3 separate regions of the Homo sapiens genome follow, and all the other regions are linked to region 3. Evidence: chromatin loops called from intact Hi-C (ENCODE). Cell type or tissue: heart left ventricle. All regions are shown on one strand. Each heading gives the region's core, and the rest is flanking DNA. Links, peaks and the distances in the headings are about the cores only. Region 1 has its middle 22 kb from the start of WWC1. Region 2 overlaps SLIT3 (slit guidance ligand 3). Region 3 holds the start of SLIT3 (slit guidance ligand 3).

What was found. Peaks named below come from ENCODE experiments on the same cell type or tissue, not always from the same donor. Only the 100,000 strongest peaks of a DNase experiment are listed, where the experiment ranks them.
Region 1: it touches region 3 in a loop (4-fold over the local background); 9 of 110 quality-filtered maps call a loop at or near these places.
Region 2: it touches region 3 in a loop (4-fold over the local background); 17 of 110 quality-filtered maps call a loop at or near these places.

The regions. Positions count from the first base shown.
Region 1 is chr5:168,265,033-168,275,072 of GRCh38, forward strand. No RefSeq gene overlaps it. Among named protein-coding and RNA genes, the nearest start is that of WWC1, 22 kb to the right of the region's middle. In heart left ventricle, for the core only: a CTCF peak has its summit at 4,498 (motif pointing right); a DNase peak (open chromatin) is centred at 4,499; H3K4me3 peaks cover 819 bases.
Region 2 is chr5:169,112,816-169,122,855 of GRCh38, forward strand. All of the region lies in intron 4 of SLIT3 (slit guidance ligand 3), which reads right to left. Among named protein-coding and RNA genes, the nearest start is that of SLIT3-AS1, 100 kb to the left of the region's middle. In heart left ventricle, for the core only: a CTCF peak has its summit at 4,316; no DNase peak of the experiment used is centred there.
Region 3 is chr5:169,296,597-169,306,636 of GRCh38, forward strand. It overlaps SLIT3 (slit guidance ligand 3), which reads right to left and starts at 4,543. Exons shown (of 36, transcript NM_003062.4): 1 at 3,917-4,543. The coding sequence starts at 4,113. In heart left ventricle, for the core only: CTCF peaks have their summits at 6,099 (motif pointing left) and 6,302; a DNase peak (open chromatin) is centred at 6,105; H3K4me3 peaks cover 156 bases; H3K27me3 peaks cover 1,833 bases.

The sequences.
Region 1 (10,040 bases), core at 3,200-5,699, 1.0 Mb before region 3:
TACTTGGTGCCCAGCATAGTGCTAAGGGCTCTGCATGCAATATTTTAGTTCGTCCTCACGTTTCATTCATTCAATGACATTTTCTTGAGAGCTTCCCTCGTGCCAGGGGGAAGTTCTGGGCTAAGTTCTGGGTAAGAGAGGTGAGTAGACACCCATGGGCCCTTGCCTCATGAAACTATGGGCAGGAGTGGACAGACAGTAGGAAAAGCATGGCATCAAGAAGTGAAAATGGGCTGGGGGTGGTGGCTCATGCCTGTAATCCCAGCACTTTGGGATGCCAAGGCGGGCGGACCACTTGAGTTCAGGAGTTCAAGACTAGCCTGGCCAACATGGCAAAACCCCATCTCTACTAAAAATACAAAAATTAGCCGGGCATGGTGGCACATGCCTATAATCCCAGCTAATCGGGAGGCTGAGGCAGGAGAATTGCTTGAACCTGGGAGGCGAAGGTTGCAGGTAGCCAAGATCGTGCCACTGTACTCCAGCCTGGGCAACAAGAGCAAAACTCCGTGTCAAAAAAAAAAAAAAAGAAGGACACAGAAGGTGGGTGGTTAGGCCCGAGCACAGGAGAGGATGGCAGGGTTCACAAGACACAGTTAGAGGTTCGATTTTTTTTTTTATGTGCAAAGCAATAAAGTTGTGAGTTTTGATTTCATAAAAAGTGCTGTGGCTGCAGTGTGGAGGACAGGGAGGGGAAGCCAATGTGGTCACCTAGGTGAGATGAAGGAGGAGGCCAAGAAAGCCATCAACCTAAGCTAAAGCTAGTTTTTAAAAAATTGACTGGATGCATGCCCCGGATGAGCTCCTAGTATCTTTCACTTTGGAGGTGAGAAATCTGAGGCCACCATCACCCAGCGGGTAAGTGGTGGGATCAGATTCCAGCCCAGCTGTGGCCAATTCCAAACCCTCTCCAGGAAGTCTAAGGCCTCCTGTGGTCCCATCACCCACAGGTGGAAGGAAAGAAAGAGAGAAGCAGGGCTGGCCTGCTTGAACCCAGGTACCGGACTTCACAAGCCCTCCTAGCGTCACTAGCAGAGCCAGTGATGACTTAGTAAAGCAAGCAGGCAATGAAAATGGCCCAGAGCACTTCCCTCTGGAAGGACATGTGAACAGCCGCATCTCCCCAGGGCCATGAGTTTGGGCTGTTTCCCTTCAGGAGGAGGATGGGAAGCAGGAGACAGACAGCTTCTCTGTCTTTGAGTTGCTTGGGCCCAGCTGCTGCCTGCCTTGTTTAATCTGGCTGGTGTCAGGAGTACTTGGAGAAATCTCACAGAACAGCTTCCAGTGGGTCATGAGGACCGCTCAAATCTTGGTTTGGTGGGAGCTTCGTGCGGACTGGCCACTGTGTTTTATCCTCCTGCAGTAGATGCAGCCAGCAGTGCCCACCAGGACAGGGAGTTCACACCAGGCCAGAAGCCGGGGGATCTCACTCGGCCTGTGGCTTCTCTGCCCCATCCAGCCTCTTGGGTAGACCCAAAGGGTGATAGACCCAAAGGGTGGGCAAATAGTGTGTCACAAAGGGAACCACATGTCACCAGAATGCCACCCAGGCCTGAAACTCTCCTCTTTTGGTTTAACCATCTTTCAATTATCCATGGGTTTTCTGCTACACCTAGGCCAGGCTCTTATAACACACTACACAAACACATATTAAGGGAGAAGGAAACAGGCTCGGGGCAGAAATCCTTTCCCGCCTTTCCATGGGCCAGTCCTTGCATGACCAGGACAGACTGATACAGAATTCTGGAAAGGCGGGCCGGGCGCAGTGGCTCATGCCTGTAATTCCAGCACTTTGGGAGGCCGAGGCGGGCAGATAACAAGGTCAGGAGATCGAGACCATCCTGGCTAACATGGTGAAACCTCATCTCTACTAAAAATACAAAAAATTAGCCGGGCGTGGTGGCGGAGGCCTGTAGTCCCAGCTACTCGGGAGGCTGAGGTGGCAGAATGGCGTGAACCCAGGAGGCAGAGCTTGCAGTCAGCCGAGTTCGCGCCACTGCACTCCAGCCTGGGCGACACAGCGAGACTCCATCTCGAAAAAAAAAAAAAAAAAAAAGAATTCTGGAAAGGCGGTACAGCCTATGGGTTAGTGAAGATCATGCACTCTGAAGTCAGACCACCTAGGAACCAGTCCTGACTCTACCACTCACTAAACGAACATGGAAACTTGGGAAGGTCACATGTGCTAATTAAGGTAAATATCATACGCTGTGTTAAGAGATAAACTCAAGTTAGCAGAAGAAAAGCTTCTCACTTATATAATAGTCCATCATTGGTCAGGGATGAGGATGGCTGCTTTGATGATTAAATGAGATATTGCCTGTATCATGGATATGTGGTACTCAATAAATGTTCTTTTTTTGTTGTTTTTTTGAAACGGAATCTCACTCTTATTCCCCAGGCTGGAGTGCAATGGCGTAGTCTCGGCTCACTGCAACCTCCACCTCATGGTTTCAAGCAATTCTCCTGCCTCAGCCTCCCAAGTAGCTGGGACCACAGGAGCCTGCCCCCATGCCCGGCTAATTTTTTGTAATTTTAGTAGAGACAAGGTTTCACCATGTTGGCCAGGCTGGTCTCGAACCCGTAACCTCAAGTGATCTGCCCACCTTGGTCTCCCAAAGTGCTGGGATTACAGGCGTGAGTCACCGTGCCCAACCTCATTTTTATTATTTTAGAAACTTTCTTCCAAACACTGATTTTTCTAAGAGTAGAAATTGAAGCATAACAATTTTCACAGGGGGAGAGATTTGTATGCGGGAGCTGGGAAGATGGAGAAAGATCTTCCCTCAAATCTCATGTCCTCAAGAGCAATCTCAGCTTCTCCCCTCTCCTGGGCCTGGGTAACTTGAACAAGTACTTTCAGTGTGTGGACCTTCTTCATGGCTTCAAGGGCTTTTCAGAAAGGGTGACATCTGGAAAGTGGAGGGTCTCAGCCATGTGAAGACTAGCCATGTGAACAAGGGACATCTGTTCAGGCATTCTACTTTCAGAGTCACCAAGCACAATTTTGTCCCTGGCACTGTCAGAAGCTGGGAAGACAAAGATAAATAAAACATGGTCTAAAGTGTGAGACAAACTCACAAGCCAATCAATCACTACAGCACAGTAGGCTCAGGGCTGGCACACAAGTGATGAGCAAACACATGATGTCCAGAGGACAGGAGTATGAGTTCTCTCCACAAGTTTTGTTGTTTTTTTTTTTTTTTTTTTTTTTGAGACAGAGTCTTGCTCTGTTGCCCAGGCTGGAGTGCGATGGTGCAATCTCGGCTCACTGCAACCTCCACCTCCCAGGTTCAAGTGATTCTCCTGCCTCAGCCTCACAAGTAGCTAAGATTACAGATGCCCACCACCACGCCCGGCTAATTTTTGTATTTTTAGTAGAGATGGGGTTTCACCATGCTGGCCAGGCTGGTCTCGAACTCTTGACCTCAGGTGATCCACCTGCCTCAGCCTCCCAAAGTGCTGGGATTACAGACATGAGCCACCGTGCCCAGCCTCCACAAGCATTTGAGCTGGGCACTGGCAAGTAAGAGAATGCAAGACAGACAAGGCAGGAGGGGGTAGCAGGAAGGAGAAGAAATATGCAAAGAGACAGGTGAGAAGTTCAGAGAGGCCGGGGCAGGTGCTAAGGATTAGAACCACCGGCGAGCGCGCTAGACACGGGTCCCAGGCCAATTAGATCAGGACCTCTGGAAGAAAGGTCTGATCGTGGGTAGGTGAGTTTCACCTGCAGCCCGAAATGAGGAGCAGGGGATTGGAGCTCAGCGGGAAGGGCACAGCCAGAGATGAGGTTTGTTGGAGGGAAGGAGGCAGGAATAACAGTCAGGCTAAGAAGCTGGGTATTCTCCTGCCAGGTCATGAGGGACATCAGTGTGACTCTTGTACATAGGGAGAAACACGATTAGGGAATCTTTGGGTTTGCAAAGTGGAGAGAGAAGAGTGGCAGAAGGCCCAGAGCCCGGGAGAATCTGCAACAGTCTGGATGAGGGCTTGAAGGAAGGCTGGGGCGGTCAGAACAGAGGGAGCGCTCCTCAAACCGGCTCAGATTTGGGAAATGAGGACGAGGTTCTGTAACTTGCCCAGAGTTGGGGACAGGGTCTATACGGGGTGGAACACCGAGAACAGATCCCGGCCAAGGATCCTCTCTCCAGTGCATGCACCATTCCTTCTCCTTCGCCTCTCCCTCCTCCACGACCAGCCAGGTGAAACAATTAGGGAGAAGGGATATTCTGATTACTTACTTACTTCAGTGATCCTCTGACCACACCAAGTGGCGACTTTCCAGGAAAGTTCTGATTCAGCACGCTCACACCCAAGCCCCGCCTTCCACCCTGAGGAGGCAGGTGGGCAGCCTGTAAGGCGCCATTCCCCAGCACCCGCAGCGGGCACTGTGGCTGCACGCCGCCCTCGGAAAGCAAGGCTGCACCAGCTGCTCCACAAAGCCCCTCCCTCACCAGCCCTCGCCTCCTCCCGGCAAATGTTGGGTTTGCCATCTGGCCACGAGGTGGCAGCCTTTCCCATGAAATCTGCTTGGAGGTGGGCCCGGCGCCTCAAAGGGATTTAGGGAAGTCGCCGAGCAGCCAGAGACTGCGAGGAGAGCCCTGGACTCCTGAAAGAGGCCCGTGGAATCGGTTCCAGGAAAAAGATTCCAAAGAAGACCAGTCCTGGGACCAGCCAGACTGGACTGCGAGCCTGCCTCCACCATTTGCCCACTGAGTACATTTCCACCTGGACTTCCTGAGCCTCACCTTTCCCATTTGTAAAATAGGGATAAAAATAACTGCTGTATGGGATTATTTGGAAAGCCTAATAAAAACAATATATGTAAAGTCCTTGGCAAGGGCCCAGCATTTAACAAATGCATATTAAATGGTAAGCTATTATTAAAGGAAAATTGTGGAATTTGGGGGTTATCGTCTTTAGATTAAAAAAAAAAGCAAAACAAACAAAAAAAATCCTTCACTTTCACTCCCAACCACACCTTTCTAGCTAAGCCTGGGCTTCTTATCTAACCTCCGAAGCCTGGGTTTCCTCCCCTGTGTAGTGGAGATGATACTGCCATCTGGCAGGGTTGCTGTTGTAAACACTCAGCCTCCCTCAAGGGGATGTCTACTGATTGGCAACTAACTTTTCTTATTCTCAGCCTTCAGTGAGAGCTGAAGTGTGATCCCAGCCTGAAGCTTGACCTGTTCAAGAGTAAGGAGCTCCACCCACCCCATCCTCCCACTTCAAGAGCTGCGTAAAGCCCTGGGGACTTGCTCTTCTAGAAGGCTCCAGGGAAGAGAGGACAGAAGAAGCAAAGCCTATACCCTCTTAGGGACAGTCTACCCAGTAGCCACTCTTCCAGAGATGATCAGTGTCCCTGAACTGAGCCCAATTCCAGGGGCAGTAAAAGGGATGTCCTTACACTCATGCATTCATAAAACGCTTCTATCCAAATTAATTGCTGTTATTTGAACTTCCCAGCCACTCTGTGAAACAGTGTGAAAATTGAGCCTTAGAGAGGACACACCACAGATCAGGAACAGGCCCCTCCCAGGTGGCTGGGAATCTTCGGTTCTCAGTCAGCTCTCTGGCTGTTTCCATTCCCAGGCCACTCCCTCAACAATCCCTTATCTTGGTCTTATCTCGGCCACATACATATAGATTTTGTTCTCAGGCTAGAGCCTTTGGCCAGAAGGAATCTGCCCCACTAGCTATTAGTCAACCAGTGAACATTTAGGAAACATCTATTACGTAGAATGCTGCAATGAAGATGGAGAAAGTGAACACAAGCTGGCTTCTGCCCCCAAGCAGCATCTCTGTATTAATCAGGAGAGGTGCAGGGGTAAGTGACAGAACCCTAACACAAAGCAAAAACCAGAATATCCAAAGGCAGGACTGGCTTCAAATTTGGTCAGATCCAAGGGCGCAAAGATGCTCACAAGGTACTGTCTTTGCTCCACCTCTCAATGCCACTGCCCTTGGGATGTGGCCTTATCTTCACAGTGATTTATTCCATATGTAGGAAAGATGGTTGCCAACAGGCCCAAACCTATATCCTTGCAGCACCCATGGGAATGTCAAAGAGACCCTCCCTCTATCAACAGAAGACCATGAATTTGCCCAAACCCCATCAGCCTTTCCGGGGCCATAAAGAGCGGGAAAGGAGTGGCTCTTACAAGGAAAATAACTGCCTAGACGAAAACGTGTTAATTGCCAACATCTACTGAAATCATGAGGGTATCTGTCCATTCTGTCCACAAATAGTGCCTGACATGCCGTAGGTGCTCAATGGACAAACCAGGTGCTGGGGACAGAGGGATGAATGAAACGCAGCCATCCAGGAGGAGTCTAATGGGAAACACCAAGAAGCGAATACGCAATATAATGTGGAAGTGGGCTGGGCGCGGTGGCTCACGCCTTAATCCCAGCACTTTGGGAGGCCGAGGTGGGCGGATCACTTTGGGTCAGGAGTTCGAGACCAGCCTGGCCAACTATGGCCAACATGGTTAAACCCCGTCTCTACTAAAAATACAAAAAAAAATTAGCCGGGTGCGGTGGTAGGGACCTGTAACCCCAACTACTCTGGGGACTGAGGCAGGAGAATCACTTAAACCTGGGAGGAGGAGGTTGCAGTGAGCTGAGATTGTGCCACTGCACTCCAGCCTGGGCAACAGAGGAAGACTCCATCTCAAAATAATATAATAACAATAATAATAATGTGGAAGTGGCTGGGCGCAGTGGCTCACTCCTGTAATCCCAGCACTTTGGGAGGCCAAGGTGGGTGGATCACCTGAGGTCGGGAGTTCGAGACCAGCCTGACCAACATGGAGAAACTCCGTCTCTACTAAAAATACAAAATTAGCCGGGCATGGTGGCACATGCCTGTAATCCTAGCTACTCGGGAGGCTGAGGCAGGAGAATCACTTGAACCCAGGAGGCAGAGGTTGTGGTGAGCCGAGATCGCACCATTGCACTCCAGCCTGGGCAACAAGAGCGAAACTCTGTCTCAAAAAATAATAATAATGTGGAAGTGCTGGGAAGAGAAGTTGCTATGGTATGGCAAGGACACTGGGGAAGGGCAGTTAGCTCCGCTTTGATGGGGATTTGGTGGAAAGCACTTGGATGGGTGCACAAATAGTGCATTGGGAGGATCTAGATTGAATCTGAACAGCCAAAAGTCACCCGGCTCCGCAGGGTTTCTCAGCTACCCGCCCTGAGGATACCATGGCCTTTCCCTTCTTCTGGGAATGTGGGAAGCCACCAAGCAACACCAGCCTGGAGAGCCTGTCCCCTGGGAAGAATGGTCTGGTCTGTGCGGGGCTAGAAGTCTGCTGCTCCTTCACTCTGGATCCCCACTCCCTCACTCCACACATGGGGAGCATGACTTCCCTTCACTTTCTGCAGAGGTGGTTCTGCCCATGGGACCATCCTATGTGCCTAGTACCAGGTTTCTCAATTGCGGCACCATTGACATTTGGGCCAGATGGCTTTGTTGTGGGAAGCCATCCAGTGCATAGAAGATGTTTAACAGAATCCCTGGCCTCTACCCACCTCACGCCCCACCCCTGCCTATTCGTGACAGCCTCTCAGACATTGCCAAATGTCCTCGTGAAAGGTAAAATGGACCCCAGTAGCGAGCCACTGCTCTAATGCATTCTCTCCCCACCCACTTCTCCCTCATTTCTCCTCACCCAAGATCCCAGCATTCCTAAGGAAGGAGCCTCTTCTCCCTAAGGAGACATTTATTGATACTTCCTATGTTCATCCAAGTGACACTCCCCAAGCCAAGGGTTCTAGAACTACAGGCTGAGGTCTCTACCCCAATCCTCTTCTTCTTCTCTGAGGTCTCTACCCCGATTCTTCTCCTCTTCAACTACCTCAGTTGACTTCATGAGCTGAGTGTGAAAAAGTGAATTGACTGCCCCAACACCCCAGTCCCTTCTGCACCCCACAGACCTCCTGAGGAGCTGCCACTGCTTGGAGGAAGGCAGAGATGCTGATAATCCTAAGACAGGAGCGATGGGCTGTGTGCAGTAGGGAATGGCCCTGTGAGTATGCTATAATGAGGAGCATAGAGTGATCCACATGAGAAAATGACAAGTGAGAGGAGCCTGGGGACTTCCAAGCACCCTCCCTTGGTGCCTGGGGGAGGGATGCCAGGCCCTGAGATGACAGGGTAACACTTTATTTCCTCCTTCCTGTCCTGTTCCTGTGCCAGCCATCACAGAGCCCCTTGAAACAGCAACTTGATGGTAATTGATAGTGCCCAAATGATATTTTCTGGACAGGTGCCAGGGATGCAGTCATGGAGCTCAATAGCATTTCTAGAGAGAATAGGAGTTGATATCTATCAGTCCCCAACTGGTGAGGCTTCAACAGGCTGCTTGGAGGAGGTGGTATTCTTCTCAGTAGCACAAATCTGCCAGGGAGAGGAAGAACATGTGTGTGTGTGTGTAACACATTGCAAATATCAAGGGTAATGTATAGCACAGGCTTCAAGGAGATGCTCATAGGTGTAAAGGCATCAGGTGTGAGGAAGCATGCAGGTGCAAAGACACCAGGTGTAACTGAAGGTGTAACACAGAGTGTGAGGACTAGAGACACATACTGGGGGCAGGTTGGTGGTGCGGGGGTGGGTGATGCATGATGTGTAATTAGTGGAAATGTTGGAACAATGGAACATGCAGAGCAAAGATGTGTGTGCAGAAGCTGCAGAAAATACCTCGGCAAGTACTGAGTGGAGGTTTCTTACTCATTCTCATATTCACACCTGTGTTTCTCTGTACCAAGTAGAGACAGGAGGATCAGGTAGAATAATACTCAGCATGTGACATTTACTGTGTCACAGTCTATCTTCTGCTATTATAGCAAAATACCACAGACTGGATAATTTATGTAGAAAGGATGTTTATTTGGGTCGTGGTTCTAGAAGCTGGGAAGTCCAAGAGCATGGCACTGGCATCTGGTGAGGGTCATCCTGTGGTGGAAGGTATCACATGGCACCTATGCCCATCATAAGAGACAGAGAAAAAGGAGGCCAAACTTATCCTTTTACCAGGAGCTCACTCCTGCAATAATGGCATCAATCCATTCATGAGTGCAGAGTCCTCCTGGCCTAATCACCTCTTAAAGGTCCCACTTCTTAATACCATTATAACGACCATTAAGTTTCTAATACCTGAACTTATGGGGGACACATTCAAGCCATAGCATTATATGTATAAGACAAAAGTACAACTGAAGGACCACTTTAATCATTCATTTTTTTTAACCTCCTAAGACAGGACACATGCCAGTCTATATTCCTGAGGGGATATATGGTGAAATGGTTTTTAGCATAAGCTTTAGAATCAATGATTTGAGTTTGAACCCTGCTCTACCATGTACTTGCTACAAGTCTTAGACAAATCTTAAACAATCCTATGACCCAGTTTTCTCATTAGCAACATGCGGAGAAGGGAAGCTACCCACTGCTTGTGGTGGTCATGGCAATTAGAGGAGAACCAGGGGTAAATCACACACATAAAGGGGCACATTCCCAAATGTCAGCTCTGTGCTAACTGGAGGAGAGCAGAAATGACATCCTATTGCATCATCTCAAAGAGTTCTGCAGGACAGACAAGCTGGGCTCTTCCAAAGGCTTGCTATATCCCAAGGGCAGAATCCTTGCTGGGAAGGCACCTTTTCCCTCTGCAACCTCACCTCTCTAAACCCTTGCATTCACCTCTAGTGAACCTGACAGAGGGGAAGAGCTGGGTCAATATAAATGAGATTCACTTCCAGAGGCACATCCCATGGACAAAAAAGCATTGGGGGGCAAGAGGATGGAAACACAGTTGAAGCCATTCAATACCCAGACAGGTGCAGGCCCTGAGAACCTAGGGAGGAAGGCAAGCCCATCCCTGCCAGGGACTCCACAAGCCCTACTGGCTGCTTCCAGTCCTCACCCCAGAATCCCTCTCCTGGGGTTCAAACCCACCTGCACTCAGGGGTGTGCTGGAACCCACCCACAAGACAGATATTTGTGCCTCTTCCCAGCCCCATGTTCGGTGACA
Region 2 (10,040 bases), core at 2,917-5,416, 190 kb before region 3:
TGGAAGTGCTTAGTTCCCAAAAGCCACAGCTTCTGTTGGGCGGCCCTTCTCCCATGGCTACTGCTCTCGACTTGTCCCAGTAACTCTCCTTCCATGCACCCCTCAGGCCTAGGGGTAGATGCAGCTTCCTACAGTTGCTACTTCCTCATGTTTAACCATCACTCATCAGCACCTATCACCCATCTATTTGTAAAAATTTCCTTCCTGAAACCCTCTTTTAAAATTATTTTTCATTGTGGTGAAGTGTACATAGCATCAAATTTAACATCTTAATGGCGTTCAAGTGTACAGCTCTGTGGCGTTAAGTACATTCGCCTTGTTGTGCAGCCATCACTATCAGCCGTCCCTAGAACCCTTCTCATCCTGAAAAACTGAGACTCTGGACCCATTCAATAGCAGCTCCTCATTTGCCCTTCCCTACCTTCCCCTCTAGCAACCATTATTCCACTTTCTGCTCCTATGAATTTTCTACTCTAGGTACCTCACATAAACGGAATCATATAGTATTTGTATTTTTGTGACTAGCTTATTTCACTCAGCATAATGTCTTCAAGGTCTATCCATGTTGTTGCCTGTGTCCGAATTCTTCCTTTCTATGACTGAATAATATCTCATTGTCTATATTACATTCGGTTTATCCATCCATCCACTGATGGACACTTGAGTTGCTTCTACCTTTTGGCTACGTAATTAATGATGGCTGTACAAATGATGAATATGGGTGTACAAATACCATTCGATCCTCTTTAACTGTCCTTTTGAGGGTTCCATCTGGGTTCCTACCATGACCCTCACTGATATATAATGTATATCTCATATCATCATGCCTTTTTTTTCTTTTTCTTTTTTTTTTTTTTTTGAGATGGAGTCTTGCTCTGTCTCCAGGTTGGAGTGCAGTGGCTCGATCACGGCTCACTGCAACATCTGACTCCCTGGTTCAACCGATTCTCCTGCCTCAGCTTCCCAAGTAGCTGGGATTACTGACATGTGCCATCATGCCCAGCTAATTTTTGTATTTTTAGTAGAGGCGGGGTTTCACCATGTTGGCCAGGATGGTCTCAATCTGTTGGCCTCGTCATCTGCCCGTCTCAGCCTCCCAAAGTGCTGGGATTACAAGCATAAGCCACTGTGCATGGCTCATCATGCCATTTTTAATAACTGAATCAATCAAGTGAATGTGTGAGTGCATGGCACACAGAAAGCACTCAATAAGCGTCAGCTACTGTTACGATTAGGGAGGTTTTCTGAGTGTGGCAGAGACTCTTCATCCCTAGCAGCAGCTCAACTACCCTCCCCCACCTAGCTGGGCTGGGACCATGTGACTGCAGTCTAGAGAGTGGAGTGTGACCAGAGTAGGACAAAAACCTCCCTACCTAATCCTTTATGCCTTCTCTTTTTCTGTGGGCTAGATGCCTACCTGGCAAGAAGGTCCCGGATGCCACGTGTTAAAGATAGCAGAGCCTCCATCTGCCTGGGCCTCCTGATATGTGAACAGAGGAAAGTGCTCGTATTATCACCTCTGTTTTACAGATGATGAAGCTAGAAGATGTGGTAACTTGCCCAGCGAGTAGCAGAGCCTGGATTAGAACATAAGCAAGCAGCCTGGCTCAAAGGTCTGTACGCCTCAACACTATTCTACACTGTCTCTCGCAGACTTAGGAACAAGCCTTAGCAATTAGATTTCCCTTTTCTTGAACAACCCCCAGACTCAGTCTAAACTCAAGATTGCTGCAGTGGGAGTCCATGAAGCTGAGCAGTACACCATAGGGCCAGGGTGTCCTGGTGTGACATTGCAATTTCAGTACATTTCAATTCCCAGTGGTGCAGGCTGGGAGGGCCATGAGGAGGGAGGGAAACAGACCTGTGCCTGCAGCTGCTTTCTTGGCCACCTCTGTCCTCCTCCTTGGTGTTCTTTCCTCTTAGGGCTGGAGGCCTGCTCTCACCACCTGGGAAGGAGTCTGGAGAAAGACGGGTCCTCCCTGGCTCCGTGGCGGCAGAGCCGGGATTACCCACTGACATTATAGCTGGCAGCCGTGGGCTGTTGGCACCCTTTAAAAGAACACGATGGCAATTTTCCAGCTAAATTCTCCCAATTAGGCAGTTAGAGAAACATTATCCACCTCAGCATAAAGCTGATGAAATGGAGGGGGAGGGCGGAAGGAGGTGTGCTAATCTGCCTGCATTGGATCCTATGGTTTAGAGAATGTACATATTTCCAGGGGTGCTCTGTGTCCCTGGAGAAGTTTGCAGGGGTCTCATGAGCTGCCTGGGGGCAAACAGGTGATCCCATCCAACTCAGCCACTTGAAGGGTCTCATCCTTCTAAGCAAGGAATACAAATCGTTCTCCAAAATCCCAAAACTTTCTCATCTCTGGTCTAGACTAAGTGGGTAAAGGGAGGCATATGAGCAGAATTTATAAAGTCAGAGCCAGAAGGAAGCTTGGAAGCTTTTCTTCCCCATCCCACCTAGACTCAACACAGGGATTGGGAAACAGGTCCATCAAGGAAAGCTCAAGCTGTGACACAGGCCATAATTCCTGACCATTTACTCACAGCAATTAGCAGAGTTCCATGGTTTTCTCATTTACCAAGCCTTTCTTTCCTAAATGTAGGCATTTTCCAGCCATTGTCATATTTAATTCTTATGATAACCCTGGGCAGTAGGTATTCCTGTTGTCCCAATATGCACACGAGGAAACTGAGACACAGGCACATGTATGGAAGCCAGGCCAGGGAGGGATTCCACAGGCAGACCAAGGCAATGTCCAGCCCCTCAGAAAGGCCCAGGATCCTGTTACCAGAATTCCTGGTCGTCAACACACATTGATTTAATGATGATGATAATGATAATCATACACTGAGCACTATGCCAAGTGTAGAAACCAGAATATCTAATTTAATCCTTACAAGTATTTGTATAAAATGAGAGTCATCACTCCTCACATTGCAAATGAGGAAACTCTGGACTAGAGAGATGAAGGAGCTCGCCTGTGGTTGGATCCTGTGGTGGGATCCGATCCTCACACTTGAGCCGGTGCTCCTGACAGCCATGGAAGGCCACCCCCACTTTGGACAAGGGCCACCCAGCATATCAGGCACAGTGCGCCCTGCAAAGAGGTGGACAACAGTCCTTGCCCTTAGGGTAGATACTCTATAAAGCACCTAAACCAATTAGATAATAACATAAACCAGTGACAAGTTCCCAGCTAGCCAATGCTGATGGAGCTCAGAGAAAGAGAAAGAGAGAGACTCCCTGGGGCTGAGGCTGTCAGGGCTTCTCTGTGAGAGATGAGGATATGGAGAGATAATTATTGCAGGGCAATAATTATTGTTTGGATTATTTTTATTATTTTTGCATTTATTATTGTATTTATTATTGCAATAATTATTGCAGGGCAAAAAAATCATTACTGCAGGGCAGTCCGGGCAAAGAACTCTGAGCAGAGAGGTGAGCAGACAGGTGTCTGAAGGCCCAAGAGCTCAATGGTCTGGTTCCCACGGAAGAAGAGTGGGACAGAAGATCATAAACATGAGCGGAGATCATACTGTGTAGGGATGCAGATGTCAGGATACAATGTTAGGACTTCATCATTGGCAATAGGGAGCCTTTAAACATTGGGAGGCAAAGTACCAAGATATCTCTCCAGGATGAACGACCTAGTTATGGTGTTCAGGATGAATTTGAGGACAGAAAACCCAGAAACCCAAAGACATTGTTAATGACAGGAAGAGGACATTATGAAAGCTATGCTGACAGAACATGGCGGCTGACTGGAAAGATCTAGGCAACCAGGCCTATTATCATCACTGATAAGATGATAGTCCATGCACATGATCCTTCCATTAATTATGTTTCCTTCTACCACAAGTGTTTCTTCCCCTCAACAAAAGGTTGAGGTCTGAGGGAGAAACAGGCTAATCAGGGCTGCATCAGGAGAAGAGGCCCTAACTACTTGGCACCAGTGCTGGGGAAAAGTCCTCAAGCATGAAGGAGCCCCATGTCCTCTGATTCCCCCACAATCATGTCCTACTTGTTTATAGGGAATCTAATAAAAAGCAAGGAAGCAAGGAGTAGCTGATTTGTTGAGGTTTCCCTAGGCCAGCCTCAAAGTCCACAGAGCCTTTCAGATTTACATAACCCTTCAGGGAGGGTTTACTGTCATCCTCATCCCTCATTCACTCCCACAATATCCAGCAGGGGGCAGGGAGCAGGGGGCTTGAAAGGGTTGGCTCCACCAGGGACACACAGCAAGTCAGAGGCTGCCCCAAGTCTATCCTGTGAAGCGACTGGAGGTGGCAGTCCTTCTTCATTAATCACAAGTAGCGTGGAATGAGAAGGTACCAAGAAAGGTGTGTGTGCCTGCACTGTCCTAGGGCACCCATAAAAATAGAGAAAACACCACTTTACAAACTGCCAGGATACATAACTCCACAATGGACTTACAATCTATAAAAAGCACGGCTCCATGCCCGGATTGAGGAGCTGGAAGAGCCAAACTGGAAGTGAGTGAGCAAAGATCATGTGAAATGACTTCCTCAGTCCAGATCCACATCACTGGGCCCTTCGTGACAATTACTGTGCATGTTCTCCCCCGTCCCCTCCCTGCCCCCCTCACCTCTTCCCAGCCTGATTTTGCCTGTAATTTTGAAAAGCTATGGCTGTTTCATTGGGACTTGGCTCAAGTCTGCCAGGAAATGCAAATTCAGGACAGAAATAGTGGAATTTGGACACGATGGCAGAGCCAAGCTGCTGCCAATCCCAGCTCTACCTCAAAGTTTGATGTGGGGAAGAGGAATGGAGGATTTCTAGGGACTAAGAGAAGGTGTTAGCCAGAATTCTGTTTGTTTAAAAAGTCTCACCCAAGCTGTACCAGGGTTCCCGTTCTTTGGAGATATCTAACAAACTCTATTCCCTGCGACCCAAAGGGGTCTCTATTCTCAAAAGGAGAACTCTGTTTCTCCTATACAAGGTGAGTGCCAAATATTGCCAATGAAGTCAGAAGTAGATTGAAGAAATTTGAAAACTCTAGGTTCTCTCCTTGGCCCTTTACGTGACACCCAAGAACAGGCCACAGCGCTTCCTAAGCACGAACTAGCATAACTAAGAAAAGACGCTCTCATACAGGCCCAGCATCACACACTAGGACAATGTTATGGTTGTCACATTCTATGATGTGTGCCTTTTGCCTTCCCACTTGAATATTTTTGAAATGTGGCTGGGGGTGGTGGTTCACACCTATTAATCCCAGTGCTTTGGGAGGCCAAGGCGGGAGGATCACTTGAGCCCAGGAGTTCAAGGCTGCACTGAGCTATGATCACATTAATTCACTCTAGCCTAGGCGACAGAGTAAGACCTTGTCTCTAAAGAAATTTGTTTAAATGATTTTTTGAAATGTGCACATTTGCAATGCCTACATATAAAAGAATCTGTATTTCCTCAATAATTTGTATTAGGATTTTTATTAGATATGTTGTATGTTGCATTCTGTGGAGTCATATATGGAGGACATGTGTGTGCTGGGGGTGGAGCTAAGACCATGCATTGGTTGGTCATCTTCTTGAACTGGTCTCCCTAGTGACACTGGCTGAAGGTGCCTCTGGCCCAAATGCTCCTTTTAGTCTTTGAGGGTTCTTGGACTTTTGAAAGGCCAGGTGAGACCAAGAAAGCGAAAGAAAATTTTGAGTTACTGGTTTTGTTCTGCTGCTCTTGAGGTCCTAGGCAGGACCGAGTCAAGACCCATTGTTAACCCAGGAGAAAGCGGGCAAGGCAGTCTGTTCTGGTTCTGTAAAGAAGAAATGACCCAGGAATTTGTAGGATACATAGGTCTGGAGGATTTAGGACCTTGGCCATCACTAGATGAAACCAGCAGTTGTTACAAGGAGTGGTACTGCCATTTGGCATTTTCAGGAACCTGTTCATGTAAAAACCTGCCACTCTGATAGTGACTTGCTTTAAGAGTAGGGAACACTCTAGCCACCTTTTCACCTGGAGTGGCACTGATGGTATTCTTTCCCTGAGGATATACCCCTTGCTGGTAAAGCCCCAGAAAACAGGCTGCAGTCACATAATTTTTAATTTTTTTTTTACAGTTTTAGTGGTATTCTCATTTTATAAACTACCATTTATGACCACTTATTGTGTGCCAGACACTATGTGAAAGTGTTCTACATAGATTATATTTATCCCTAAGTGTTAAATTTTTCCCAAAGTCCCACGACCGCTTAGTCCAGAAGCTCATGTTTGAATCCATGCCTGTCTGGATCCAAAATCTGTCTACTAAACCATGATACTTGGACTGCTTCTGCAGCTTTTAAAAGCATCAAAGCTGATACATATGGAAGTCAAAGACTCTGACCCAGAGCAAAAGTCTTGGAGTTCCACCAAAACAGACTTCTTCAGCCTTGTTACGCAGATGACACCTGGAACCTATTCAAAATTAAATCACCCAAAGGAACAATTCCCAGCCTGGACACTTGTGGGTCTCCTAGGAAGGAGCACCCCCTAGAATGAGTTTCTGATCTTCATGATGGTTTGATAGAGGGACTTCCATATGCATAAAAGCTGGTTACACTGTTAATGACTAGAAACTGTTATCATGCTGATTAATGCTGCCATTGTTCACAGCAATAATTAACCCAGCAGGAAGGACTAACAGGAATGAAATAGTGGCTAATTCATCTCCAAGGAATTGCCAAGTGATGTTTATTTCGTGAAAACTGGAGGGAACCAAACACACAATCATTTTTCTTTGACACTGACGTTTTCTGTCTACCAGGCTGGCAGCAGCAGCAGCAGAGCCCTTCCATATCCAATTTCAGGTGAACAGTCAGAAAAGACTCATGCAGGAGGAAAGAGACAGAAGAACGTGTCTTTGGCTAAACACCCAACTGTGGCACGCTGCCTCTGTGGGTCTCCTGTCTTCCCTCCAATCTTAACATCTTTCTAAAGAGCCAGCGCTCACCTGAGTTGCTAATTAAGTTATTTCCTTGTTCTTCTGACTGGAAATGTTTTTCTTGCAGCATTGCCAAATGGAAATGGCTCTTAATTATGTCAACTCATGAAACCACACCAAAGACAATCCTATCAGAACCCTCATTTGTCACATGACTTAAAGAATAAAAAAAGATAAGCCAGTAGATGGGAGGCCAGTAATAACCCTTTTCATCATAAAGCTCTTCATAGCTACGTTCATCAGCTTTCAAATCCAGCCTTGGATGTGGCTCTTTAAAACTACTCCATGTGCAAAATGGAACAGAACCAAGAAGGATATCTTCTTAAGTAGGAATATAAAAAGAGTGCTACCTTTTGTCCCATTTAAAATTAGACTTAATTTGATCTTTCAGAAAGCACAGTTGATCTTGATATTTGGTCAGAGTGCTCAGTTGCAGGGTGATGGTGCAAGTCTCAAAGGCAACAGGGACCAAATTTTCTAGGCCTTCTCTATCTTCCTCATAATAGTTGCTCCAGGAACACGTGCTTTGTAGAAATCCTGTAGGAGGGATGTGATTTCTGTCTAGTGCCATCCAACAGAGTTCCACACTGGGCCTGGGAGGAGAAAGAGGGGATGTGATGACACAGCAGAGAGAGAGGCTTGAAGATGCTTCACTGCTGCTTTGAAGACAGAGGAAGGAGCCTTGAGCCAAGGAATGTAGGTGGACTCTAGAATCAGGAAAAAGGCAAAGAAATGAATTCTCTCCTAGGATTTTAAGAGTGAATGTGACCCTGCCAACATCTTGATTTCAGCCCAGTGAAATCCATTTTGGACTTCAGACCTATGGAACTGTAAGAGACTCAGTTTGTGTCGCTTTATGCCACTAAATCTGTGGTAATTTGTTAAGACAGCAGTAGGAAACGAATACACCAAGTGATCTAAGGACTTGCACCTTGCACACGTGCCTGTTCTGTGCCCACCTTGAGAGCTGCATCCTACCTGTGCTCAGCCCCCAGTAGGTCTTCTATTTTCCCTATTATAGTCTTGGTTTACTTGATGGGCCTCTGCAATCACTGGCCCACCACCCATATCCCAGCTAACTTCCTTCTTCCTGCTTTAGAGGTGATGGGTCTAATCCTAGTGTTTTGTTCACAGGATTGATGCCAGACCCTTTCTTATAAGCCCAGCCCCCATTCCTTGGTAATTTATCATGAAATCTCTTTCCTTTCTCCTAACTACTCACTACATGGAACATACTATATTTTTCCCATTTAGCAATACAGAGGCTAAAGTTAGAGAGGTATTAAATGGCCAAATTTACACACCTAGTACATGGTAGGGCCAGGATTATAACCTAGATCTGCATAATTCCAAAGTCTATGTTCTCAAGGACTCTTCGATATGGTCATTCTCATGAACCACCCCTCCAGGAGACATCAGGAGCTGTGGCCCAGAGCCTCACCTCTTAACCCCAAAGACATAGGATGAAATTTAGGAACTCCAATACCTTAAACCTTTCTGATGAGAGTCAAAACTGACTTAATCTCTACTTGATTTCATTCAAGAGAGGGCTAGATTAAAGTCACATTCTCATGTGGCATAGTTTGTGTGGCTTTAGACCCATCGGCCACTGGGGTTCCAAAAAGAACCCGCCCCTGCAACCAGCCATCACCTGACTCTTCCAAAAGGTTCCCCTGAACCCAATATCCTGCCTGTCCTAAGTATTTACTGACACTGAGGCTGCTGCGTCCTGTCAAAACTCAGAAGGGTTTCACTTCCATAGTTAACCAGTGTTCAAGGGATCATTCATTCCGATATTCCTGGTTGCTCTGTATTTAGTTTTGGAAGCCATTCTATGAGGTGAAAACAATCTCATCATTAACATTTAAAAAATGCCATTATCATAAAAAATGGAGGCATTTATGACAGAGAGAGGACAATCAACACTTCTTCCTGGTTTGAAGGCTTTTCCTCTTGCAAAAAAGTTTTCTGTAAGGCATCCTGAGCTAGTGGTTCTTGTGCATAAAACCATGCATAGGGTTTAAGAGCAGGAAGGGCCCTGGCCATGACCCAGAGATGACAGTATCCAGGATAATGACGCACATGTGGTTATGCAGGAGCTGCTGTGAATTCCAGTTTAGTGCTCCTTTCTCAACTCCAAGTCACCGCCCAACACTCCAATTTGACTGATTTCTCAGAGAATTCCAGTTGTTCATAAGCTGCCCTGGGACACTCACTCGGTTTACCAAATGGTAGCTCCTTTTACCATCCCCCAAATGTAGGGGCAACTTCCGGTTGCTTTCCATTGAACTGAGGGTGAGGAGTTGGCCAGCTTGGCCCCAGACTGCCCTGCAGATAATGCTGCTTCTAAATTCCATTTCACTAGGGCCTATGTTTAGGTGTCTCCAGAAAGAGGATGTTCTGAAATAGAACTCAAAGTGAAGGCTGTCACAGGATCATGGGAAACACACTCAGTTATTACATACTTAGACTATACAAGCCAAGGTCTCAGACCACACTCTCGAGAGGAGAACCAAGAATAACTATTTGGTTGCTCATAAAATGGTCATTATTCTAACCCTGAAATTAAAACAAGGCCATCCAAGTCTCTGGGGTCAGGGATGCTATTTCTGGAAGGTGCCTGCCTTTCACATGTGCATCAAGGCCCTGAGCTCTGGTACCTGGAGTATTTTTTGGCTCATCACAGCTTTTCTCTGACTTGAGGCAAGAACCCTGGGAGCCATTTGGTTCCATCACTTTTTGTTTACCAGGTGTTTCTGGCTTACAGGCAGTTCTCTCTGTAAAGCTATATCAGTTTCCCCCCACACAACAAAGGGATACAGATTGAAAAGAGGATGACACCATCTTTCACCCCAGAGCATAGCCACATGGTCACAGTGTCCCTTTATTTTAGGTTACCGGTAACACCATCACCACCTCCTAGAACAATGAAGCTCCCTGCATTCTATTGGCACCACAGGGTTATTTGGGTCTCCCATTGGTCAATGTCTATGACCGACCTTTCAACATCAAATATTCTTGCTTCTCTCCCAGCCCATCCCCATCCCTAGGAAATATGGATTTAGGCACATAATAGGATAGTAGAAA
Region 3 (10,040 bases), core at 4,898-7,397:
GCTGTTGAGCATCTTGGAAAGTCTCTCACTTGACCTCAGGACCTCTGTGGTCAAGTGAGGGAAAGCCTATGACATGGTGTCAGTTTTTATTGGGCCCAACCACCGGCAAAGCTAGCCGTCATTTGGAGTGATGGAGAAAATTAAGTTACCACATTCTCACGTTTCAGCCTTTCGCCCGTTCTCCTTCGCAAACAGGAAATGTTTATTTAAATACAGCAGTCTCCAGCATGTTCCAGAGCCAAGTGAAAAACCAAAGATGTCCACTCTTGCCCCCACTCCACCGTTCAGGCCACCCCTCACTGCAGTGAGAAGTGGGCCTCTGCCTGCCTCTAGACAAGGACGGCAAGATGGGGAGAAGTGGCCCCGTGTGAGAGTTCATTTTCATCTGCCTCCTCTTTTTCCAGGCTGAGATTGTGGTTGGAGAAGAATTACATCTGTGGGCTCCTTTTGTAGTCAGAAGGGTAAGTGCAACATCTGTTTACTCTGTGCTCCATGGTAAATGTTTGGTTTCAGGCACCGCCATCCACTTCCTCTCCTCTCGTCCTCTATCTTTGCTGCACGGATAATAAATTACACTGAATTCTTCTCTGCATTTATTTAGCTTTCTTGTGGGTGTCACCTCCTCATGGAGGGGGAAAAATTGTCAGTAGTTTATAAAAGACAGAGTTTCTTTTTCTGCGTGATGTTCTGACATTATAGGGAAGATCTTGGAACACAGACCCCCCAATTCTGATTCTGGCTTAATTATGAACAATTGAGGCCCCATTCCAGGCCTGAAGCAAAGTCCAAATGGTGAGCACATTATCCCCACTCAGGTTTTCCTTAATGTCATAACACAAGGTTTCAGAAGTCAAAAACATCCAGAGAAGCAATATACACAGACACACACACACACAAATCCCTTCATCAAAGCCTTTTTGGGAGGCAGAGTACCAAGAATGGAGAACGGAGAAAATGCAGTTTCTTTGTTTTAAAACACAATTTAAACCTTTGAGATCAGAAAACTGGATTTTAGGAAGGTCCTGAGCATCTGATGACAGTGCTGACAAAACGTGCCCCATGGCAACATGAACCCTGGGAAGTTCAAAAGGCTCACCAAAGCAAGTTTCCTTCTATCTTTTGCTTACATTCTTTACATTGAAGTGCTGGTTTTCTTCTGTATTTGCAATGGTTCTATATACAGTTTCTGGAATGCAGTAGAGGTTCAAGTCATGTTTGTTCTCAAACTCCTAGGCTCAAGCGATCCTCTCACCTCAGCCTCCCAAAGTGCTGGGATAACAGGCATGAGCCACTGCGCCCGGCTTCAAGTAATGTTTGTTGAATGAATGAAGGCAGGAATAAATGAGTGATTCCTCTGAAGAAATCCTTGGCAGAGAGTAAAAATGCCAAATATCCCCCAAGAGTTTTCAGAATTGAAATGTTACATTTGAGTTGGCTGAGAGAGAGTGTGGTGCAGGACTTTGGTGGTGAAGGACTGTTGGTGGGTTGCCCTGAAACCCTGCAGTGAACCTGACCCAGCTTGCTCCTACAGACTGTCCCCCATTCCCAGGGAGGAAGGAGACTAGAATGAGATACCATCGCGGCACCCCCATGCACCCTGGCCAAAGTGGCACCAGTGACCACAACTGAGGCAGAAGAGACCAGAGACATCAAAGAAGCTCCTGCTCTGCCACTGCCTATTAACGACTGCAGCAGGGGGCCTCTGGGAATGACCAGGACTCCAGTCTCTGTCCTGTTTCTCCAGTTCTAGAGCTGATGGGTTGCCCTGAGCTGCACAGATCCCCTAAGGAAGATGACTCGGTGGCATGCTGGCATGGGTGCGGTTCCTGCAGCTCTGGAAAACTTCCTACACACCAGGAGGAGAGGGACTTACTCTTCTTGGTTTCCCAAACATGGAGCACGATTTTGAAGATGCGGAAGATGTAGTTGCGAGACCCCAAGCAGCAGACCTAACATCAAAGTGAGCTGAACATTTGCAGGGTATACCAGAAGCAGAAGCAACAGCAGCCTATTCTAAGATCCAAGCCCAGCCAGAACCCTCCCAAGACTGTCTGTTTATAGATCGTGGCCCAAACTGACCCTTGTTCCAAGGATGACCAGGAGAGTGATAACGGTTGTGGGCTTAGGAACCAGTCAGGCTTGGATCCAAACACTTCACTAGCTGCACGACCTTGAGTAAATGACAAGATGGCTTAACTGTGAAAGGGAGTAATAAGCATTGCCTATGTAACTAACAGGACTGTTGGAGTGATTCAATGAGATAATACATATACACAAATCAAGGCATGAAAAGCATTTATCAAACATTAGCTATAATTATTATTTCACTAACTCATGTGGCTAGCACTGGTGTGACGAGGAGGGGAACTTAGTTTACAAGTTATAGGTATCTAAAAATACCACTAAAACAAGTTTTTCACTCCTATGGACTAACTTAATGTCTGAATTAAGGTGTGAAAACCTGGATTCTAGCCCCTTTATTGCCGTCAACTTGCTGTGTTTTCTTGGGCAAGTCATTTTACACTTCCAAGCCTGGTTTTCGACATGTGTTAATAAAGATTCGGCTCTCACCCTTTAGGATTCTGTGGTTCAACCCAACAAAACAATCACTGCACTTGTGGAAAAACAAAAAAGTACTGAGCCAAAGGAAAAAGAGAGCACCAGGAATAAGGAAGACAGTTCTGCTGAGTCTCCACCCAGAGATGCACAAAGAAGTGGAAGAGAAGAGGAGGTGGGGTGATAGGAGGTGACTAGCAGGAATAACACACTCTAGGACAATGCTTGTCATCACTACTCTCTTCCAGCCTGAAGTCAAGAAAGCAGAGTGGAAGATCCAGGCGCCTACCCCTAAGGCACATGAGGAAGGGGAGAAGAGGGAGAGCAAGACACGGAGGGAATCTACCACACTAGAGCAAACCCTCACCCACTTCTCGGCTGGGTTCCCAGTAAGGCTTCCCACCCACTCCAGCGTTTCTCCCCCACTCCCTTACCCCACCCCAACTGCGGACTAAGAGGAGCCCACCCCGGAGTCCAAGTTTTGAATCTGGTCCGAGGATCAAAATGATAAATGTTTCCAAAACGTTGACATATGAAAAGTAAATATTTGGTTGCACAATTGGGGCTAAAACTAGGGTCAATCCACCCCATTCTCCAAGCGCCTCTCCATTCGCTGCCAAGCCCAGGATCTGAGGCTGAGTGCGGTTTGTAAGATTATAACGCTCGGTCTCATTTGAAGGGCTGTCAGCATTTCCATTCTCCGGCCCCTTCGTTCGGGGAGGCATTTATAACCGAGCCATAAAAAATTCACCCGGGGCTGCAACTTGGCATCTCCCAGACTGCGCTCCAGGCAGAGCGGGTTTTGCGAGCACCCACTCTGAATCTGTCCAGTTCCTCAGAAGTTAAACCTTCACCCACACTCTCAACTTTCCTTGCAAGGGCAGCCAGAGAGCGGCTGGCCCATTCTGATCTCCAAGCAGGTCAACAGTCTCGGGCCCTCTCTCCCGCCTCCGCGCCTTGACGGCCCATCATCCTATAGCTTTCTCCTTCGCCCGCCCCCCTTTTTAACGAGCGCAGACCCCTGACCCTCACCCTAAGACCTTGAGGCTGCAGTGCTCTTGCCTCCCCTCGCCTCTCCTCAGCTACTCCTTGGAAGCTGTCAGCGGGCCCTGCGTCTGGAACCCTCACCCCTGGAGAGGCACTGCTCTTTGCCCATCGCTGGGGGTTTCGAGACCTCTCTTTCCAGATCTGACCAAGCCTACAGACCCCCAGCTCGGAGAGTGAGGGATCGTATCCAGGAAGGGATGAGAATAGAGACTGCATCCAGGGAGGCCGAGGGGAAAGGACGGATCTGGCGCCTGGGGCCCCCTCGGTGGGACCCAGGTGGGTGGCCCGCGTGGGGTGGGGCAGGGGTACTCACAGGCGCTCAGCGTTGCGGGGGATGCCCCGAGGAACCGCGCGGAGGCCCAGCCCGTGGCAGTCCACGCTGGCAGCGGAGCAGGTACACTTGGTGGGGCAGGCGACGGCTGGAGGCCCACTCAGGACGCTCGCCAGCGCCAAGGCCAGCGCCAGGCGGGCGCGCACGGCGGCGCCGACCCCTGCCCACCCGGGGGCCATGGTGTGCAGGGCCCCGCTCCTGGAGGAGGCTGCCTCTGCGGGGCAAGACGCGTGGAGCCCGAGGAGGCGCGCGGGGAGCGCGGGCGGCCTGGGGAGCGGGCGGCGGAGTTAGCGCGGAGGAGGGGCGAGCTCGGTGCTCAGGCGCACGGGGCGCGGGCGGAGCGGGGCGCTCCGGGCGGCGGCGGCGGCAGCAACAGCAGCTCCATCGGCGGGGCCGGCGCTGCCCCGCTGCGCATCGCTGGGAGTGCCCAGGTGCGGAGCGCCCCCTGGCCCCGCTGGCCCGCGGGCCGGGTTGGGGACCTGGGGCGAGCGCAATGGGGCGTGGCGCCCGGGGAGGTCCGGCTTGGGGCTGGGCTGGGGAGCGCGGCGGCTGCGGCTGGGGCACGGGGCGGCCGGGTGAGCTGGCCGGCGCTCGCTCTCTCCATTCAGTGAGCACGGCAGACACCGGAGACGCGGGGCCCACCCCTCCGGCCCCCCCCCGACCAAGAAACGCCAACTCCGCCTCCCATTGGCTGCGCCGCGCGTCATGTCGACTAAGTTGGGAACTTTGCTGGAGCGACCGAGAGCCTGGAGGGAGGAGGCAGTAGAGGAGGGAGAGAGAAGGAACCAGGGAAGGAAAGGGGCTCGGCCAGCAGGGCCCCTGGAAAGAAACACTGAAACTCATTCACTGTTAAGATCCAAGGACGGATAAGGCTCCTGACACTTTTTTTTTTTTAATTTTTGCACTGAGCTGAGCACTCTACTCATATTCTTTACTTAAGTCCACGATCTTCCAAGGGGTCGTCTGAAAACAGCTCAGAGAAGTGAAGCGACTTGCTGGAGGTCGCACAGCTGCTAGGGACGCCAAACCATGGCAGTGTCGCCCACGAAGCCGCTTCCCTACCGCACCTAGTACTCATGGCAGAGATCCACAATTTTGCCTGAAGAGCCTTGGTTGACACCAATGTACTCCACAGCTACACACACACACACACCGTGGTCCATGTTGTTGAGGTCACTGCTGGCAAACCTTACCCGGAAACTTGCCCTGCTTTGCCCAGACCCAGCGCTTGGTGGACTGGTAAAAGTAGTGATGGCAGCGACTTGGACCCCTGGATTGACAATGCCTTGTTCCATCCTCGGGTTTCTGCTTCCTGACTGGGTGACTCTGGGCCAATCGTGTCATCTCTGAGCCTTCGTTTTCTCAAATCCGGGGCCACAGTCCTACCTGGCCTCACCTCCCTGGGTTGTTTGGAGCATCACAGAAGAGAACGTGTTTTTGCAAAAGTCATTCGCAGACGAGGCATCCCTTCTGTCCCCAGCGCCTTCTTTCTTCCAGCGCCCGCTTTAAATTGGCTAGGTCTGAGCTTTTCCAGATGCCAGTGGGGAGGGGCGTGTGCGTTAGAGGCTCCATAAATACTTGTAGGAATGATTTTGTTTGTTTGTTTGAAAGGAAAGGGCAGGAACTGGAGGAAGTATTGCCCAGATTTCCTTGAGGTCCCCTCACACTGAGAAGGCCTGAATGAGCCCTGCATATATATACACACACACTGGTGCCTACGTATTCACAGCCACGCACACACTCTCACATACTCAGGCTCACACACACCCATTTATACACCGGCAATCACACACACGTGTACATGCATGCTCGCACACACACTCACATAGTGACAACTATACTCCTGAGAGCGCTTCTCTTTTCTTTCATAAGAATACTATTCTGATTTCTTCTACCTCATTTTCCTTCAAGGAAACTTTCAACTACTTGACCACATCCTGTGAATATATAGTAGAGTTGTAGATTTTATTGTATTATACTTAGCAGATTTTCAAAGTCTTAGCTTTGGGCACCCACTTGCGCGCGCGTACACACAAACACACACATACGCACACTCACTCAAACACACACACTCGAGTCCCTTCATCATTCATAAACACATTAGGTGCAATTTACTGCTGTTATTCTTGGGAACGGCTTTCTGTACAGATGCTGTTGTTATCGCCCCCTGGTGGCTGGCGAGGGTCTATGCTCCGGTCTTCAGGGTGACTTCGGTATTTAAGAACTCTAAACATCCTTTTATCCCTTTGCTCTGAAGCTTTCCTCCAAACCTTGAACCAATTTAGTACCAGGACTGAGGCAGATGAGAGAACCGGGCAAGGGCCCAAGGGCACAAAGCGTCTCAGACTGTCTGGAGCAGAAAACAGTACGGTTTTCTTTGTTTTCCCAAATGCATGCTAGAGCATGTTTTGCAATCCCTTCGGGCTGGTCCTGGATCTGTGCTCTGAGCGCAGTGGGGGACTGCGTTTTCCATTTAAGCTGCTCAGGGGGGTTTCATGAGCCAGACTGTATCTTTAAGGGACTTTATAGGCATTCAAGTGTGACTTTTCCTGGGAGAAGCCCCTTAGAACAGATGGTGAGGATTTCCTTCAGAGTCAATCATCCCCAAGGAGGAGGCAAGTGGGAAATACAGGAGGGGCCCAGAACACCAGGATACACAGAATCATGGAGTGTTTGGGCTGGTACAGCCTTAGAAATCACCTAATCCAACATTTCTACAAGTGCCTTCTGATGACTACTGATTCCACATGTTTCATCATGGAGGAGAAAAAAGTCTCCTTGGGCAAAGACAGATTGAGAAATGCTACTCACCTTCACCCCTCTTGGAGAATTGCATCACAGATGAGTGTTTTTAAGTTCCTGAGAAGTCCTGCAGTAAGGAAACCTGTTTAAGGCTTATTTAACCCAGTTTCTCAGTATAGAGGACCACTTTTCATGTAAACTGCAAATTCTCTTGGAACATACTTTGAGAACCCAAATATAGTTCAACTCTTGTATTTTACGAACAAGGAAGCTGAGTTTCAGAGAAAGGCGGGCATTTATGTAGGGTCACCTAGCTAATTAGTGAAATAACCAGAGCCAGGACTCCGGGCTTCCAATGCTGAACATGTGGCTCTGTCCACTTCCTCAGCTGATTCTGGGGCATCTGCAGAAGGCGGTAGCCACCCCATGGAGCAATTACCCTCCTTGGAGAAGACTGGGTAAATCACTAGGAGGTCAGGCTATTGTTTAGAACTTTCTATGTCCAAGGGCCAGAGGTGGCTTTACACTCTGTGGTGTCATTTTTAGAGTTGCGTAAAAGTCCCTGGACACTTTTGAATTTTCCCCTTTACTTTTCCATAGGCTTTTCAAAAGCAAACTACTCGCCCATTCCTGCAGGAAACCCCATCTCAAACTTTCTCCTCAACCTGTGTTTCTCAAAAGCAAACTACTCACCCATTCCTGCAAGAAACCCCATCTCAAACTTTCTCGTCAACCTGTGTATATTTCCCTGTGTGAGATACTACCCTTCATGTGGCCACCACAGTCAGCGGAGGTTTTCTGTTTCCAACCAGCCAGACTAACCATTTGTGCTCATCGTTCTCCAATGAATTCTCCAGATCTACTCTCTGCCCACTGTCGGAGGCAGTTCTGTTCCTCAGAACAAACAAAAAACTTTACCTTATTGAATTTCCCCAAAAAATGACTTTTAAAGAAAGCCATGGATAGCACACAGAATCTACAGAAAAAAATGAAGATGGAGGCTTCAACAAAGACAAGACCCAAGGCAGGATCTAGGTGCCAAGCTCAAGATTTCCAAATTCCCAGGAGGGAGCAATTGATGGTCCTGACTTGAGTCACGTGATCACCCTTTTGGCCAGAGAAGACAAGAACTATGGGTGACAGTTTTATGGAGACTGCACTCAGTTGGGCAGGTAGGAGTCCTTCTCTCAAAGGAAAACCCAGAAGCTATTAGCTGAAAAGTGGGTGGGAGTATTGAGAAGTCAAAACAGCTCAAAGAATTTTCCCTCTCTCACACACCACAGCCATTTAATTCTTCAGTTCTGTTCATTCTTCCCCATGACCATCTCTTCAATGTATCCCCTCTTCATCTCTGGTTCTCCTGCTATTGTTCAGATCCTAGTTTCATGCATAGGTATTGCTCATTGGCCCCCACATAATTTCTCTAACTTTATTTCTTAGTTTTTTGCTTCACCAATCCGTCCTTTGCCCTGATGATCCAAGGATCTTAAATACAGACCTGACAATGCAATTTTGAACTCTGGAGTTGTTTTCTGCTTCTTCCACCTCATCTGCCACCACTCCTCCACATCCACTCAATACCCGTCCCAGAACATCCTTTCCTGCTCTCCTGTCTGTCTACCCCAGAGTCCATGTAGCAGCCGAATCCTCCAGTTTAGAAGCGGAATCCTCTGGACTTGTTGGTCCAGACTATTAGGTTCTTGAAGATAGTGACCCTGTGTAATCCAATTTTTTCAAACTTGTATTATAAAAAGTTTCAGGCATATAGAGATGTCTAATCAAGTTTTGTAATCTTGATATCTAGAGGTGCAAATCTTGATATCTTGATGATGAATAAATGAATACATGAATGAATGAATAAACAAATGAATGATCTTCTCAATCAGCCAGCTTATTTGACATTCTCCTATTGTATTTTTATTCAGTTTAATCAGTGTTAGTCAATCTTTTGGGGGAGGGTGTGGTTACATTCTTCTAGAATGCTCTTGCAAATGATACACATTCGCCACCCCCAATTCTGATATATTTGCTTCACCCCATCAGGACTAACAATTTCTGCTCATTATTCTCCAGTGGACTCTTCAGATCCACTCTCTGCCAACTGTCAGAGGCAGTACTGTTCCCCAGGAAACTAACCTTTATAGACTGCATCACCTGAACTCCCTTGGATCCAGCCATATGGGGAACTAGCTCAGAGAGCTAGAGGAGAGAGGCCAAGGCTTCCTCCACAGGACTGCAGTTTGTCAGTGGCTGCCTTTCCCTATTGAAGGTCATAGTTCGTGTTCAGCAGCTGTCTTCTACAGCTATGGGTCTCCTTGGAAACCACTGCCGTCTCACTATGCCTTTAGAGGACAGGAGTGGAAATAGCTTTCCACTGCTGCTAAACTTTGGGCAGTCCCCATCCCTGGTTGATTTCTTTTCTTTTCTTTTTTGTTTTTTTTTTTTTGAGATGGAGTCTCGCTTTGTCGCCCAGGCTAGAGTGCAGTGGTGCAATCTCGGCTCAATGCAGCCTCTGCCTCCCAGGTTCAAGCAATTCTCTGCCTCTGCCTCCCAAGTTGCTGGGATTACAGGCACCAGCCACCACGCCTGGCTAATTTTTGTATTTTTAGTAGAGATGAGGTTTTGCCATCTTGGCCAGGCTGGTCTTGAACTCCTGACCTCGTGATCCACCCACCTGAGCCTCCCAAAGTGTTGCAATTACAGGTGTGAGCCACAGCTCCCGGCCCCCTCTTTGATTTCTTAACCCTGCCTCACCTTTCCATATAGTCCCTTTACCAAACTTTCTTCAGGTACTCCTTTGAATTATCCATTTCCTACCAGGGACCCTGAAACTGACACACTACCTCACTGAGCTGCTGAGGCAGATCTTTGAGGAGTAGGTGAACAGGAAGCAGGGAGAGAGAAAATGAAACCCCCAATTTGAGATTAAGACTATGATCCCTATTCTATTTTCCTGGGAGAGAGAATAGCTCATGTATGTGAATTTTAGGTCATTTCTGGAGAAATGGCCTAAAAGGGTTAAGAAAGTAGCCTAAAAAGGATAAGGAAAAGATACCATCTGTTGGACCTAGAAGGACATTGTTTTCTTTTATTCTTTTTCTTTTTTTTTTTTTGAGACAGAGTCTTGCTCTGTCACCCAGACTGGAGTCTAATAGCGCAATCTCGGCTCACGGCAACATCTGCTTCCAGGGTTCAAGTGATTCTCCTGCCTCAGCCTCCTGAATAGCTGGGATTACAGGCATGCACCACCATGCCCGGCTAATTTGCTTTTGTATTTTTAGTAGAGATGGGGTTTTGCCATGTTGGTCAGGGTGGTCTCGAACTCCTGACCTCAGGTGATCAGCCCGCCTCAGCCTCCCAAAGT